Linked DNA regions of Homo sapiens: region 1 is linked to region 2. Evidence: chromatin loops called from intact Hi-C (ENCODE). Cell type or tissue: PC-9. All regions are shown on one strand.

Evidence for each region. A loop is a pair of places that touch in the nucleus more often than their neighbours do. Peaks named below come from ENCODE experiments on the same cell type or tissue, not always from the same donor. Only the 100,000 strongest peaks of a DNase experiment are listed, where the experiment ranks them.
Region 1: it touches region 2 in a loop (3-fold over the local background); 6 of 110 quality-filtered maps call a loop at or near these places.

What each region holds. Positions count from the first base shown.
Region 1 is chr6:10,798,166-10,806,165 of GRCh38, reverse strand. It overlaps MAK (male germ cell associated kinase), which reads left to right. Exons shown (of 15, transcript NM_001242957.3): 7 at 2,275-2,446; 8 at 4,107-4,274. Among named protein-coding and RNA genes, the nearest start is that of MAK, 36 kb to the left of the region's middle. In PC-9, CTCF peaks have their summits at 4,540 and 4,742 (motif pointing right); a DNase peak (open chromatin) is centred at 5,185; H3K27ac peaks cover 439 bases.
Region 2 is chr6:11,066,058-11,074,057 of GRCh38, reverse strand. It overlaps ELOVL2-AS1 (ELOVL2 antisense RNA 1), which reads right to left. Exons shown (of 5, transcript NR_038964.1): 4 at 513-603. Among named protein-coding and RNA genes, the nearest start is that of SMIM13, 24 kb to the left of the region's middle. In PC-9, CTCF peaks have their summits at 4,709 and 4,912 (motif pointing right); no DNase peak of the experiment used is centred here.

The sequences.
Region 1 (8,000 bases), 270 kb after region 2:
GGGTGAAGGTCAAAGGGGAAATGGGCACGTGCGAGAAGGGAACAAACAAGAGGAGGAAGCTTGCCGTGGAGCAACCCACTCTCTCAGGAACTAATTTCATCTTGCCTGAAAAAGAACTCATTCACTACGTGAGAACAGCACCAGGCCTTTCATGAGGGATCCGCCCTGGTTACCTGCGAATGTGACCTTATTTTGAAATAGGGTCTTTGCAAATGTAATCAGATTAAGATGAGGTCAGACCACAGCCTGGCTGGTCTTAATCCAGTAAGACTGATGTCCTTATAAAAAGAAGGCAGACAGAGAGATGGAAGAGGGAAGACACGTGAAGGCACCTTGGGAGAAAGCAGTGTGATGTACACTTTAAATGGATCAACTGTATATTATGTGAATTATATATCAATAAAGCTTGTAAAAATATTCGTCAAAGTATAGTAAGTTCTCACTTAACATCATCAGTAGGTTCTTGGAAAGTTTCACTTTAAGTGAAACAACATATGATGAAACCAATTCGACCATAGGCTAATTAAAGTAAACAATTTTATGGCACGTTTCTGGTCACAAAAACATCACCAAACTTCTTTTTTTTTTTTTTTTCCTGTCACCCAGGCTGTAGTGCAGTGGCACGATCTCGGCTCACTGCAACCTCTGCCTCCCGGATTCAAGTGATTCTCCTGCCTCAGCCTCTCGAGTAGCTGAGCTTACAGACGCCCACCACTACACCCAGCTAAGTTTTTGTATTTTTAGTAGAGACGGGGTTTCACCATGTTGGCCAGGCCGGTCTCGAACTCCTGACCTCATGATTCACCCGCCTTGGTCTCCCAAAGTGCTGCAATTACAGGTGTGAGCCACTGTGCCTGGCCACCAAACTTCTAAATAGTGACCAAAACACTAATATTGAACATTGAAATACATGTAAGCTATACATACATTTGAGAAACATTAATAAAAACAAGGAAGATAATTATTCGCCAAGTTATTCTAGTTCAGGGTCACAGGTGGCAACAGCGTGTCCTGGAAGCTGGGGGTGCAAGGTGAGCACCAACCATGGACGGGACAGCCTCCCATGGCAGCACGCCCCCTCCCCACCCCCCCCCCGACACACACATGCACACACTCATCCTGGGGCCACACAGGCACCCCAGTTCACCTGACATGCACATATCTAGGATATGGGAGGAAGCTGGAGTCCTGGAGAAAACTTGTAGACTTGGGGAGAATGTGCAAACCCCACACATTGGCCCAGCCAGAAATGCCTTTCTTTTTTTTTCTTTCTCATCAACATTACAATGAAACAACATTGAGCAAAAACAACAGTGAACAAAACTAGTTTATTTGAGGGCTTGCAGTATTCTCAATGAAAGCAAAAAGACAGTATGCCAAACATTTGGACTGAAATATTTACACATTTTGGTTGGAAAAAAAGAGAATTGAGAGTGTCTTCCATTTAGCAGACTTTGTGTTGGACTCACCAGCTCACTTTGCTCTTGTAAATTGAGTATTTTTCTCAATTAAAAATATTGTTAGGCTGGGTGCAGTGGCTCATGCCTGTAATCTCAGCACTTCGGGAGGCTAAGGCAGGCTGATCACCTGAGGTCAGGAGTTCGAGACCAGCCTGGCCAACATGGGGAAACCCCGTCTCTACTAAAAATACAAAAATTAGCTGGGCATGGTGGTGTGCCCCTGTAATCCCCGCTGCTCGGGAGGCTGAGGCAGGATAATCACTTGAACCCAAGAGGCGGAGGTTGCAGTGAGCCGGGACCGCGCCATTGCACTCCAGCCTGGGCAACAAGAGCAAAACTCCACTCAATAAATATAGTTGACTACAGAAGAGGAGTCAGTTGAGGATATCAGTACTTTCAAACTGATAAAAAAAAACTCCACTACTCAGGATATAATCCTGTTCATCTTTTGTTTTCTGTGCTTCCTTGTGAATAGATGCTGAATATAATGCTTTGTAACATAGTTTTTCTACTTTTTTTCTTAATATATCAGATGGCACTTATTTCCATATCTATTCAGTTGAGTTCCTGTCTTAGGCTTGATGGACATTTCATAGACATTTGTCTCCAGCCCCACTCATTGTCTGTGATCAGGGAACATGTGTTGTGTCCTATTATCCCCAGAACATTGTACAAATGCCTGACACACAGATGGAACAGGGTCTGAATACCTGTTCCTTGATGGAAATGCATGACCACACAGCGTAGAATGCTACTGCCCATCCACCTTTGAAATTGCAATCAAAATTACCTCTTTTGTTCTCTATTTTCATAGGTATCGTGCCCCTGAAGTTTTACTGAGATCTTCAGTTTATAGTTCTCCCATTGATGTGTGGGCTGTTGGAAGTATCATGGCTGAACTCTATATGTTAAGGCCACTTTTCCCAGGGACAAGTGAGGTCGATGAAATCTTTAAAATTTGCCAAGTTTTAGGGACTCCCAAAAAAGTAAGTACTCTTGTCCCTAAGTTGCTATAACTTTTGATTATTTCTATCTTGCTACTTTGCTTTTAATTTTATAATTTTGATTATTTACAACTTTTGCCTAGATATCTGATATTTTCATTTTGAAATAGGCTCATACTTTAATGATTAATTTTCTTATAATTCTTTTTTTTTTTTTGAGATGGAGTCTTGCTCTGTTGCCCAGGTTGGAGTGCAGTGGCTCAATCTCAGCTCACTGCAACCTCCACCTCCCAGGTTTAAGCAATTCTCATGCCTCAGCCTCCCAAGTAGCTGGGATTACAGGTGTGCACCACCACGCCTGGTCAATTTTTCTATTGTTAGTAGAGAGGAGATTTCACCATGTTGGCCAGGCTGGTCTTGAACTCTTGAGCTCAAGCGATCTGCGATCTGCCCACCTCAGCCTCCCAAAGTGCTGGGATTACTTGGTGTGAGCCACCACGCCCGGCTGTAATCCTTATTTTTTTAATCGGAGTGGGTTAAGGATTGCAAGAAGCCAGAATCCCACCAGCTGAAGAAAAACAGGTGCTTGCCTTTCCTTAAGAACTTCAGGAAAAATTCTGTGTGTTTAGAGTGTAACTTGGGGGTGATGCCCAGCTGACACTGTACAGACAGCCTTGCTTGAGCTCTTTCCTGCTCATTCTGTGGCTGGCCATTGGCATCACCTGTTAACCCCTGGTGTCTTGAACCTTGTTTTTTCTTAACCGTTTCTTGTTTCCTTTTTTATATCTCCCCTGTGGATATTTGACTTCTTGAACTGAGTGCTTTTCAATTAACTATATTTCATCTACACCTTTCTTTCTGAAATGTGCTTTATAAGTGTGTATATAATGACATCCTAATTAAATTAGTAAGTGCCTTGTAGTTAACATTACACAAGTAAATGTAGATATTAAAGCTTTAATGTAATTGTCATTTCCCAGATATGTGCATTTTTAACATTGTATGCAATGGGTAATATACACGACAAGGATCTTTGTTCACAGTCAGCCTCTTTGTAAAGCACTTTTCCTTATTTGTTCAGAGTTAACCCAGGTATCATCACAGCAACATCACCATCAGGATCTAAAACCAGACAAGAGCTTAATATTGCAAAATTTATAAAGGCGGGCATGGTGGCTCATGCCTGTAGTCCCAGCACTTTGGGAAGCCCAGGCAGGAGGATCACTTGAGCCCAGGAGTTCAAGACCAGCCTGGGCAACATAGTGAAACCCCGTCTCCACAAAAAAAAATTAGCCAGGTGTGATGGTGCGCACCTGTAGTCCCAGCTACTCAGGAGTCTGAGGTAGGAGGATCTTTTGAGCCCGGGAGGGTGAGGCTGTAGTGAGCCATGATTGCTCCACTGCACTCCAACCTGGATAACAGAGCCAGATCCTGTCTCAAAAAAAACACAAAAAAACAAACAAAAAAAAGCTATAAAAGTGCTTTTCGCATTGTTTCCTAACTCTCAGCTTAATGTTCTTTCTATACTGTCGTAGCACTAAATTATAGACGTGGTCTGGTATTTCATTTTCATGTTTATATGGATCAACATGAAAATGTTCAAACATAAATGATGTTTATATTACTGCTGTGTTTTTTAAATGGATTACTAAAAACAATTTGTTTTGCCCTCCCCACCTGCACTTATATATTCCTGAAACAGAGTGACTGGCCAGAAGGATACCAGCTGGCATCCTCTATGAACTTCCGTTTTCCCCAGTGTGTTCCTATAAACTTAAAAACTCTTATTCCCAATGCCAGTAATGAAGCTATTCAGCTCATGACCGAAATGTTGAATTGGGATCCAAAGAAACGACCGACAGCAAGCCAGGTAAGAGGAGTCTTCCTGTTAGACCTTTAAAAATGTTTAGGTTTTGTAATATCAGGGATGTTTTCATTTACAAAGGCAGGTCTATTCTCAACCAGGATTTTACTAAGAGAATTAAACACAAAGTCCTAGGCATCCAGCGTATGTAATAAATTAATTTCTAGGCATATAATATCATTGGGAGAAATGCAGAAATAGCCACACCAATGATTTTCTGAGTTTTGTGGTTCAAATGAAGAACCCTGAGGTTGCAACAAGGAATCAATCTGCAATGATAAAAATTCAGACCTGCGACAGACTAGTTATGAAGGAATCTGTCATGGAAGCAAAAAGGCATCTCATGAATCATTCCACATAGTAGACTTTCCTATGCTGCCTTTACAGTTTAGGGGTGGGATTCTGGTTCACTTTATACAACAGTATCATCCCTTGCTGGGACTGGAGTGTGCAGCCTCTGGCTGCCACAAGAGGGCAGCATTGTGGCACCCAGGCTTTGTTCCTTTGTGACTACACCTGACATATCTACAGATGTATTCCAAGTCTAGGGCCTTTAAACCCAGTGTTTTTGTCTGCAAGGCTTCAATAAAAAGGCAATAATAAACTTTATTGTATTCTCATCATTTAAATATAAATTCCATGTGAAAATTACAAAAATTTATTTTGCTTTTTTTAAAATTAATCTTGAGAAAATGTTTTCTAAATGTCATCTGGAAGAACAAATGGGAAAGGATAGTCAAGATATGTTAAAACAAGAATAAGGAATTAGAGAGCGGTGATAGGGATGGACAGCTTGCCCCATCAGATATTAAAGTAATCTTTAAATTGATGATGGTAACAGTGGAAGTACTGGCATAAGAATTGACAAATAGCTGAATGTTGCAGAACATATGAGTCAGCACAAGGTAAACAAACGTGGCATCACAAAGAGGGGAGGACGGCTCAGTGGGTGATACTGGGAAAATTCATTAGCTCTTAGGGAAAAAAATAAATTGAGGTCCTTACTGCTCACCATACTTTACAACTCACAGAAGGGTTACATTTTGTTGTTGTTGTTGAGATGGAGTTTCACTCTTGTTGCCCAGGCTGGAGTGCAATGGCATGATCTCGGCTCACCGCAACCTCTGCCTCCTGGGTTCAAGTGATTCTCCCACCCTCAGCCTCCCGAGTAGCTGAGATTACAGGCATGAGCCACCACGCCTGGCTAATTTTGTATTTTTAGTAGAGACAGGGTTTCTCCATGTTGGTGAGGCTGGTCTCGACCTCCCAACCTCAGGTGATCTGCCCTCCTTGGCCTCCCAAAGTGCTGGGATTACAGGTGTGAGCCACCGCGCCCGACCAGGATTACATTTTCAAAGTGTAAAAAAAAAAGCACCCTAAACTGTTAGAAACAAAAGGAAAGCATACATGTGTATTTGATCTCAAGGTGAAAAAACACGGGTATAAAAATAATAGAAGAAACCACAAAAGGAAGATTCAAACAATTTGATTACATAAAAAGTAAAATTTTTCTCTATGTAAAAATCTTAAAATGGAAAGATAAGACAGAGAAAATTATTTTTAATTCTTAATATAATACTCCTACAGAAACACAAGAAAAATACTGAAATGTGTATGTGTATTTTCTTTTTTTTTTGAGATGGAGTTTCTGTTGCCCAGGCTGGAGTGTAGTGGCATGATCTCCACTCACTGCAACCTCCGCCTCCTGGGTTCAGGCGATTCTCCTGCCTCAGCCTCCCGAGTTGCTGGGATTGCAGGTGCCCGCCACCACGCTTGGCTTATTTTTGTATTTTTGTAGAGACCAGAGGGGTTTTTTTGTTTAGTTTTTTTTTGTTTTTGTTTTTGTTTTTGAAACGGAGTCTCGCTCCATCGCCCAGGCTGGAGTGCAGTAGCGTGATCTCGGTTCACTACACCCTCCGCCTCCCAGATACAAGCAATTCTTCTGTCTCAGCCTCCCTAGTAGCTGGGACTACAGGTGCCTGCCACCACACCTGGCTAATTTTTGTATTTTTAGTAGAGATGGGGTTTCACCTTGTTGGTCAGGCTGATCTTGAACTCCTGACCTTAGGTGATCCACCCACCTCGGCCTCCCTAAGTTCTGGGATTACAGGAATGTGCCACTGTGCCTGGCCAGAGACGGAGTTTTACCATGTTGGCCAGGCTGCTGTTGATCTCCTGACCTCAGGTGATCTGCCTGCCTTGGCCTCCCAAAGTGCTGGGATTACAGGCATGAACCACTGTGCCCAGCCGTTTAAGTGTATTTTCTAATTTTTCTTTTTTAAAATTTTTTGAAAGTTTTGTTTCTTTAAAGATGGGGTCTTACTATGTTGTCCTGACTGGTCTCAAACCCCTGGTCTCGTGCAGTTCTCCTGCCTTGGCCTCCCAAAGTGCTGAAATAATATAGGCGTGAGCCACCACACCTGGCCCATATTTTCTAATTTTTCTAAACATTCATTACCTTCATAATAAAGACATAATAAGTTTTTCAAATGTATTTTAAAAAGAAAAGTAGTAATGGGACATGAAAAAGAAACACAGGAAAAGAAATACAGATTACAAAAAATATTTTTTAAATGTTCAGTCTTTGTTTACTATTATAAAATGCAAGTAGAAATGAGATACCGTTTTTCATTTATCTCTCTTAGTAAGAGAAAGTAATTTTGTAGTATATAAAAAGAGCCTTGAAGACAATCAGAAATTATGCTCAAAGATGTTCAATTCCAATAGAAAACTGTACATTGAAAGTTAATCAAAATGTTTCCAACCATGTGCGGTGGCTCTGCAGTGCCGCACACCTGTAATCCCAGCACTTTCCGAGGCAGGCGGATCACTTGAGGTCAGGAGTTTGAGATCAGCCTGGCCAACGTGGCAGAACCCCATCTCTACTAAAAATACAAAAAATTAGCTAGGCATGGTGACACACACCTGTAATCTCAGCTACTCGGGAGGCTGAGGCAGAAGGATAGCTTGAACCCAGGAGGCGGAGGTTGCAATGAGCCAAGATCGTGCCACTGCACTCCAGCCTGGGTGACAGAGTGAGACTCTGTCTCAAAAATAAATAAATAAATAAATAAATAAATAAATAAATAAATAAATAATGTTTCTAAACTTAGGTTATGTGCATCTTTAATTTGGAATATACTGCCAGCATTAACAGTGAATTTGTAAAATAAAATTTTTAAATAATTTGGGAGAAATCTCATGCTAAAATACTATTATACAAATAATATGATTTTGTTTTTGAAAAATATATTTTATATGATGAGAAAAAAATACCGAAAAGTATAAAAAATGTTAGTCTTGGTTGTCTCTGGGTGTTAAATTTTTATTTTTGTCTTGAGAACTCTATACGTTTCTCATTCTCTACAATGATCACTGCTTCCCTTAAGTAAATAGGAAAAAATAAATGCTATTAATTTTTAAAGTTTTCCCTCTTCTTGAAGGATAGTAACTGGTATCTTAAAGTATCTTAAAAGGGAAGAGTTGGCCGGGCACAGTGGCTCATACCTGTAATCCTAGCACTTTGAGAGGCCAAGGTGGGCGGATCACGAGGTCAGGAGCTTGAGACCGGCCTGACCAACATGGTGAAACCCTGTCTCTATTAAAAATACAAAAATTAGCTGGGCATGGTGGCGTGTGCCTGTAATCCCAGCTACTCGGGAGGCTGAGGCAGGAGAATTGCTTGAACCCAGGAGGCGGATGCAGTGAGCCAAGATCGTGCCACTGCACTCC
Region 2 (8,000 bases):
TGATATCTACTGATCTAGCCCACATTCATCTTCCAATAAGAGAGATGAGGACTGAATCTTCACTCAACAATGGCTTGTCCACTGGATTTTAAGCGCATCCGTAAAAATTCAATCCTCACACTTATCACTTACTTTGAAAGTTTTTATTGCCTTAGAGAAAATTCTGGGTTATATTTCATATAAAATTCTGGGTTATATTTAATACTGTTACTTACCTTTTTAATTCATTGCCTTGAAATGTCCTATTTTGTTATCACCTGAAACTATATAGTTTAAACTATAAGTGATTTATGGGTGAATACTTCCAAAAGGTAGAAAGTTTTTCAAGCAAAACAACTGCAACAGAATTAAAAAGGATTACCAGAAATCATCCAGTCCCTTGCTATTCAAAGTGTGGGCCACAGACTGGCAGAATCGGCACCACCTGAAGCAGAAACTCAGGTTGCACTCCACGCCTACTCAGTCAGAATCCGTGTTTTCACAAGATCCCCAGCTCATAGTTATGCACTGACCTCAGCTTTGTCCTCCTTACAAGTCAGGACTTTTGGTATCAGCAGGGGGAATAATGTTCATCAACTTAGATTTCATAGAACTTCCCCCAAACTAGAAAATGGCAAAAGAGAATAGTGAGTACACATTATATCTTGTCTTACATTTTGAGAGATATTCATATGTGTGTATCTATCTCTCTATATGTAGATATACACATATGTATACACACACACCAACTAGTTTATCTGTTCATGCCTATTTCATATCTGTTTTTCCAGTCCTTAGTGCAAATGTGTAAGAAAAACAGAAGTTGTCTGAAGCAAGCCTTCAGCTTTAGATCAACATGTGTATTAGTTCATTTTCTTTTTTTTTTTTTTTTTTTGAGTCTCGCTCTGTCACCCAGGCTGGAGGGCAGTGGCGTGATCTCGGCTTACTGCAAGCTCTGCCTCCCGGGTTCACACCATTCTCCCACCTCAGCCTCCCAAGTAGCTGGGACTACAGGCACCCGCCACCACGCCCGGCTAATTTTGTTTTTGTATTTTAAGTAGAGATGGGGTTTCACCCTGTTAGCCAGGCTGGTCTCAGCTAGTCTCAGTCTCCTGACCTTGTGATCCGCCCGCCTCGGCCTCCCAAAGTGCTGGGATTACAGGCGTGAGCCACGGCGCCCAGCCTATTAGTTCGTTTTCATGCAGCTTATAAAGACATACCTGAGACTGGGCAATTTACAAAAGAAAGAGGTTTAATGGACTCACAGTTCCACACGGCTGAAGAGGCCTCACAATCATGGTGGAAGGTGAAAGGTGCATCTCACATGGTGGCAGACAAGGAAGAGGGCTTGTGCAGGAAGATTCCCCTTTATAAAACCATCAGATCCTGGCTAGGCATGGTGGCTCATGCCTGTAAGCCCAGCACTTTGGGAGGCTGAGGTGGGAGGATCATTCGAGGTCAGGAGTTCGACACCGGCCTGGCTAACATGGTGAAACCCTATTTCTACTAAAAATACAAAAAATTAGCCAGGCACGGTGGCATGTGTCTGTAATCACAGCTACTCAGGAATCTGAAGCAGGAGAATTGCTTGAACCCGAGGCGGAGGTTGCAGTGAGCCGAGGTTGTGCCACTGCACTCCAGTTGGGGAACAAGAGCCAAGCTTCATCTCAAAAAAAAAGAAAAAAAAAAAAACCATCAGCTCTTGTGAGCCTTATTCACTATCATGAGAATAGTAAGGGAAAGACCCACCCCTGTGATTCAATTACCTCCCACCAGGTCCTTCCCACAACATGTGGAAATTGCGGGAGCTACAATTCAAGATGAGATTTGGGTGGGAACACAGCCAAACCATGTCAGCATGGTTATTTATATGGTCATCCTCTGGTCACCTCACTTACTACTCACACTTTTCACCTATTTGCCTACCCACTCCAACTCACCTCCCTATTCCTTCCCACCTCCCTTCCCTTTCTCTGTCTACTTTCTAGTGTTTTCTCTCTCAACCCAAGCAAAGCATTAACTTCTTGCCCATTCCGTTCTTAGAAGTGTGCCTCTACATGTATTTGTGTGTATGAATGTATCCTTATTAATTTGGAACTATGAGAGATCTAATGAAATTTATAGTGTAATGAAATGTAATGATAAATTTCACTTCAAAGTGCACTACTGAGTTCAAAGCAATGATCTAGGAAATACCGGGGATGGGGGGAGGCCGGAGGGAGGAAAGAAGACATTATCCCTTTTATATTTTTTACAATCTCATGGTGCAGAGAAGTATGAGATGTCTTATGTAGAAATGCAGATGCTATGTTATGGAAGTATAGAAGAAGTAGAAGCAGAATTCATGTTGAGTGGGGATGAAAAAAGAGAAAGCTTCCCAAAGGATGTGGTCTTGCATTGGTATTTTAAGAATAAATGGCATTTCCAGCTGGGTACAGTGTCTCACACCTGTAATCCCAGCACTTTGGGAGGCCGAGGCTAGTGGATCACTTGAGGTCAGGAGTTCAAGACCAGCCTGGCCAACATGGTGAAACCCTGTCTCTAATAAAAATACAAAAATCAGCTGGGCCTGGTGGTGGGTGCCTGTAATCCCAGCTACTCGGGAGGCTGAGGCAGGAGAATCGCTTGAGCCTGGGAGGTGGAGGTTGAAGTGAACTGAGACCATGCCACTGCACTCCAGTCTGGGCAACGGAGTGAGACTCTGTATCAAAAATAATAATAATAATAAATAAATAAATGGCATTTCCATAGATGGAGAAAGGAGAAGTGAGAAAAAGAAAAGGCATTTCAAGTGAGCATGGTACACGTTCTCAGGAAACAATCAGTATCACAGAGCACGTGAGGATGAAATTGAAGAAACAGACAGAGCCCACTTAGAGAAACTTACATGTCATGCTTGGGCACTAGGTTCAATTGTAGAGTAAAGGGAACCCAGTCTTATTATATCCAACCAGTTATTTCTTCTCCCAAACACAGCAAGAGCAATTTTGTTTTGAAATGCAGAGCTGAGAATGTACTGCCTATCCCATCTACCCTGCCTTCCATCGGCCTTTTTTTTACCAGCTCCCACTTTCTAAAGTAAAATAGCAACACTCCCCCTGATCTCCTTACTATGGAATCTTCCTTGTCTTTCACTTATCCTTTCTGGATGCAGAGTGGTGCACCTGCTGCTTTCTGTGTGTGCAATGCTCCTCCTCCACCAGCCTACCCCTCTCTTCAGCTGGTTAGCACCGTCCACCAAGTTCAGGTCATCTCAGCCCAAATATTGCTTTCTAACTTAGCTGGCTAAATTAGGTTAACATATTCATATAATTAAGATATTCACATAGAGTACCCTTTCAAAACACATATCACAGTTCATAATTTTTTTTAAATTATTTTTTGTGACAGGGTCTCCCTCTGTTGCCCAAGCTGGAGTGCAGTGATGCAATCTCAGCTCACTGCAACCTCCGCCTCCCAGGTTCAAGCAATTCTTGTCCCTCAGCCTCCGGAGTAGCTGGAATTACAGGCACATGCCATCACACTCAGCTAATTTTTGTATTTTTAGAAGAGACGGGTTTCACCATGTTGGTCAGGTTGGTCTCAAACTCCTGACCTCAAGTGATCCACACCTGCCTCCCAGCCTCCCAAAGTGCTGGGATTATAGGGTGTGAGCCACCGTGCCCGGCCTACAGTTCATAATTAAATACTTACTAACCTCTTCATTTGGTGAAAGTCTGTTCTCCAATAAGACCATAAACTCCCTAAAGACAGAGATATTTTATGGTTTGGATGTCTCCTCCAAAAGTCACATTGAAATTTAATTGCCACCGTAACAGTATTAAGAGGTGGGACCTTTAAGAGGTGATAGAGGCTCTGCCCTCATAAATAGATTAATGCCATTCCCTTGGGAGTGGGTTAGGAGTGAGTTCCAGATAAAATGAGTTCGACCCCCTTTCCTCTGCTCTCTCATGGTCTCTTGCCCTTCCAGCTTCCACTGTGGGTGACACAGCAAGAAAGCGCTTATCAGATGATCAGCCCCTTGACCTTAAACTCCCTAGCCTCCAGAGCCATAAAAAATACATTTCTTTTCCTTATCAATGACCCAAACTGTGGTATTCAGTTATAGGAGCATAAAACAGACTAAGATAGGAGATAATGTGTTTAGCTTAAAATGGGATTCCCACCACTTAACACTTTGTCTGTCACATGGTTTGCTGAATGAATGAGTAGGAATGACATAATTTGGACTGAGATTTGGCAGATGAATCAGAAGAGACTGGAGGCTATAAGTGTGCTTGCTCACAAGAATATATGGTGGGGAGGCTGTGTTGAAGAAAGGCATAGTATTACAAATTTCTTATTTCTTTTTTTTTTTTTTTTAGAGATGGAATCTCACTCTGTCGCCCTCAGGCTGGAGTGCAGTGGCAAGATCTTGGCTCACTGCAAGCTCCGCCTCCCAAGTTCACGCCATTCTCCTGCCTCAGCCTCCCAAGTAGCTGGGATTACAGGTGCCTGCCACCATGCCCGGCTAATTTTTGTATTTTTAGTAGAGAAAGGGTTTCACTGTGTTAGCCAGGATGGTCTCGATCTCCTGACCTCGTGATCCGCCTGCCTTGGCCTCCCAAAGTGCTGGGATTACAGGCGTGAGCCACCGCGTCTGGCCTACAAATTTCTCATTTTCATTAAGCCCATTTCTACTTTTTCCATGTGTAAACTATACACACATTAATGACTATATGTGCATGTATATGTCTTTCTAGGGGATCTGCAGGAGACAAATACCACTGGTGCATGGATAGTTTGTCAGAAGGCCATTTGCTTAAAGGAGAGGCTTCTTTTAGTACAGATTTTAAATAACATTCTCCAAATCCTATATTTAAGACACAAGTCAGAATGATCACATTGGCATAAATCACCTGCATTTATCAGAAGTGTATATAGTTTCTCCAGCAGAGGGTGCTAAAATATAAATTTGACACAGTGAAGCTCAGCATAAATTTATTCAATAGATTTGTCAGCTCAGTCTTTATTGTCAGGTTCTTGTAGCAAATCTAACCAAAAAGGGCCAGTCTTGTAGATTATGAGCATGGGAAGTCTTAGAACCAAAGTTTTACAAATGTGAAATTTTTAGTATTAAATCTTAAATACGAGGGCAATTTCCTCCAAGTTAGCTTGCTATAATACTTTGTAAAACTTTTAGTTAATGTTTTTTGGGGAAAGAACTTGTTACAAGGGGCTATATTATGTGTTATATACATAATATTTATATATTATGATTATAATGTAAGTCATCAAAGGACTGGAAAATAAGCCTTTTTAGAAAGATGGGCAAAATTATCATTAGTCCCTCCAATTTGTAGAGGGTGAGCGTTTTATCACACTCATCAAGACAAAATCCTTTCTCAAGTTATAGAGGCTCATTTTAATCCTCAGAAGCCTTTTTAAAAACCCTATATTTCAGTCAAATGAGGCTAGGTAATGCTGCAGTAACATTCCACCTCAAAGTTTCAGTCACTTAAAACATCCAGGGTTGATTTCCACCTTGTGCTGCATATCTATCACAGAGTTGGCTGGGGGATCTACCAGGTGAATCAGACCGAAGGAGCAGCCGTCACCCCAAAAGTCACCAGTTACTGTGGCAAAGGGACAGCAAAGCACAGGCAATCATGCGTTGGCTCCCAAAGTTTGTCTGGAGGTGGCATCCACTTCCTTCACTCACACTGTCTTAACTATACAGTAAATCACATGCCCACATCTAACTTCTAGAGTTCAGGAAATATACTACTATTGTGAATTTGGAGGAAAACCAGAAATATTTAATGGACAGCACTAAGAACTATTACATGTTATAAATGTGATAAGAAGAAAATAAAACATGTAAGTGTAAACATTAAAAAAATCTCATTGGAAATAATATAGCAACATTGATTTATACGTTATCCTTATATCTTTGAAGTGAGGGCCTGTAGGCTTATTATTAACTCAACTTTCATCCTTAGTCACAAGAGTTGCTAGCACGGATAATGAAAATACTTTGCTTTTGAATTCATTACTACATACTGTTTGGAGGGGAGGAGTGGGTAGTCGATTTACTCCTCTACTTAGGTTTGTCTTTGATTAATGTTAAACCTGCTTGACTTTCCTGAGAACATAACTGCAAGATGTGCGAGGAGGCAGGTGGGAGACACTAGGCTTGGGAAAAGGTCAGGCAGCCTGAGCTTCTGCTGCTGACAGGTGACAAAACAGAAATGAAAACCTTGCTGCTTAGCACGCCCTTTTTGCTTAGCCTCGTAAAGCCAGAGAAGCAGGTTTTTCTAATAAAGATGTAAAATGAAGTAAGTAGTCCCTCCAAGTACTAGAAAGGAGAGCCTTGCTTCTTAGCACACCCAAAAGGAATCTCAGATGGATCTGCCACTAAGCACAGAGTTTGGTCACCTTGTGCAGTGATAGCTGCTCACTGCTCACCAAGAACAATGCAGGGTTGCAGTCAGGTTGTAATCAGAGAGGCACAAAACAGGTTATCTTGGGAACCGAGGCTTTCCTGCCAAGATAGACCTGGCAAGCTGCCTGACCTAAACAGATAATGGCAGTTAATACAGGTGGACAACATGACCTTAACATCAGCACTCCAACCTGGATCCTGCCTGGAAAGGCAGTGAAGGCAGGGTCAGAGTTTAGTTCCTATCTGTCTGTGTCGCAAGTTGCTGAGCTGGGGAGAAAGCTTTAATGAATGCTTTGTGCATTTCCACGTAGTCAATTGGGAGAAAGAGAAGCCCCAAAGGAACTTCATTAGAATGTGGTATCACACTTTAATACTCATCATCTTCAATCCTCATCCACCTACACTTTGCTAATATCCTTCTCATCATTCAAGGGCCTTGCAGCTCCCACATTCTCCAAAATGCCTTCCCTAGACCCCCAAATTAGAATGACCTTTCTGCCTCCATCACTTTCTGTCTACAGCTCTACTACAGACTCCCGACAGCCCACTTTTTATTCAATCTGCTTTTGTATCTGTCTGTCTCCCGCCACCAACCTTTGGCCTGTGAGCATCTGGAAGGCAGAGATCAAACATCATTTATCTATGGATTTTGCTCAGCTCCTACCCAGTTCCATGTACACAGAAAGTTTGTTGATTTAGATTGACCACATGGCCATTTTATGACAGCATTCAATTTTTTTTTTGTTAACCTAGGAAAAATTTCAAACACCCATGAAAGTACTGAGAATAACATAGCACTCACTCAGCATGGCATTAACTTCTAATACGTTTACTCAGGCAGCGGAGCCTAGAGGTTGAGAACATGAACTCTGGAGTCAGAATGACGTGGTTCAGCTCTGTTTCTTATTACTTCACCTCTGGAAGTCTCAAATGGGAGAGTTTTTCTATCTGTAAAATTGGGCTGAGGGTTATTACACAGATTAACTGAGATAATATATGCAAAGCACTATGAGTGCTTGGTTCATAAAAAGGCCTCAAAAGGCAGCTACTATTAGTATCACATGTATTACCATAAACTCTTGAGACTGAGCTTACGGTCCATACAAAAAGGGACCATATATCCAAGCACAGTAATCACAAAAGTTGAAAATTATACGGATTAAAAACTATCTGATGAGAAAAAAAGAAGCTAAAGATCAAAAGAAAATTAAGAGACATATCAATCAATTACAATTATAGGCCCTTATATAGATCCTGTTTCAAATTAAGTAAACACTGACTTTATTTGATGTTATTGGGAATTACTGTTAACTTTTAAAGGTGTAATAATGGTATTGTGGTTATGGCTTTTAAAAGCAAGGGTCCTTACTTTTGAAAGATACAGCACATCCTGATATGTTTACAGATAAAAATATGGCATATGGGATTTGCTTTGGAATAATATAGGAAATACAGTATTTCCTATTTTTAAATAATACAGGAAATAACTGGGGGGTTTAGATAAATCTAAGTTAATTGTTGAGTTGGTGTCTTAGTTCAGGCTGCTATAACAAAATACCACAAATTGAGTGGGTTACAAACAACACAAATTTACTTC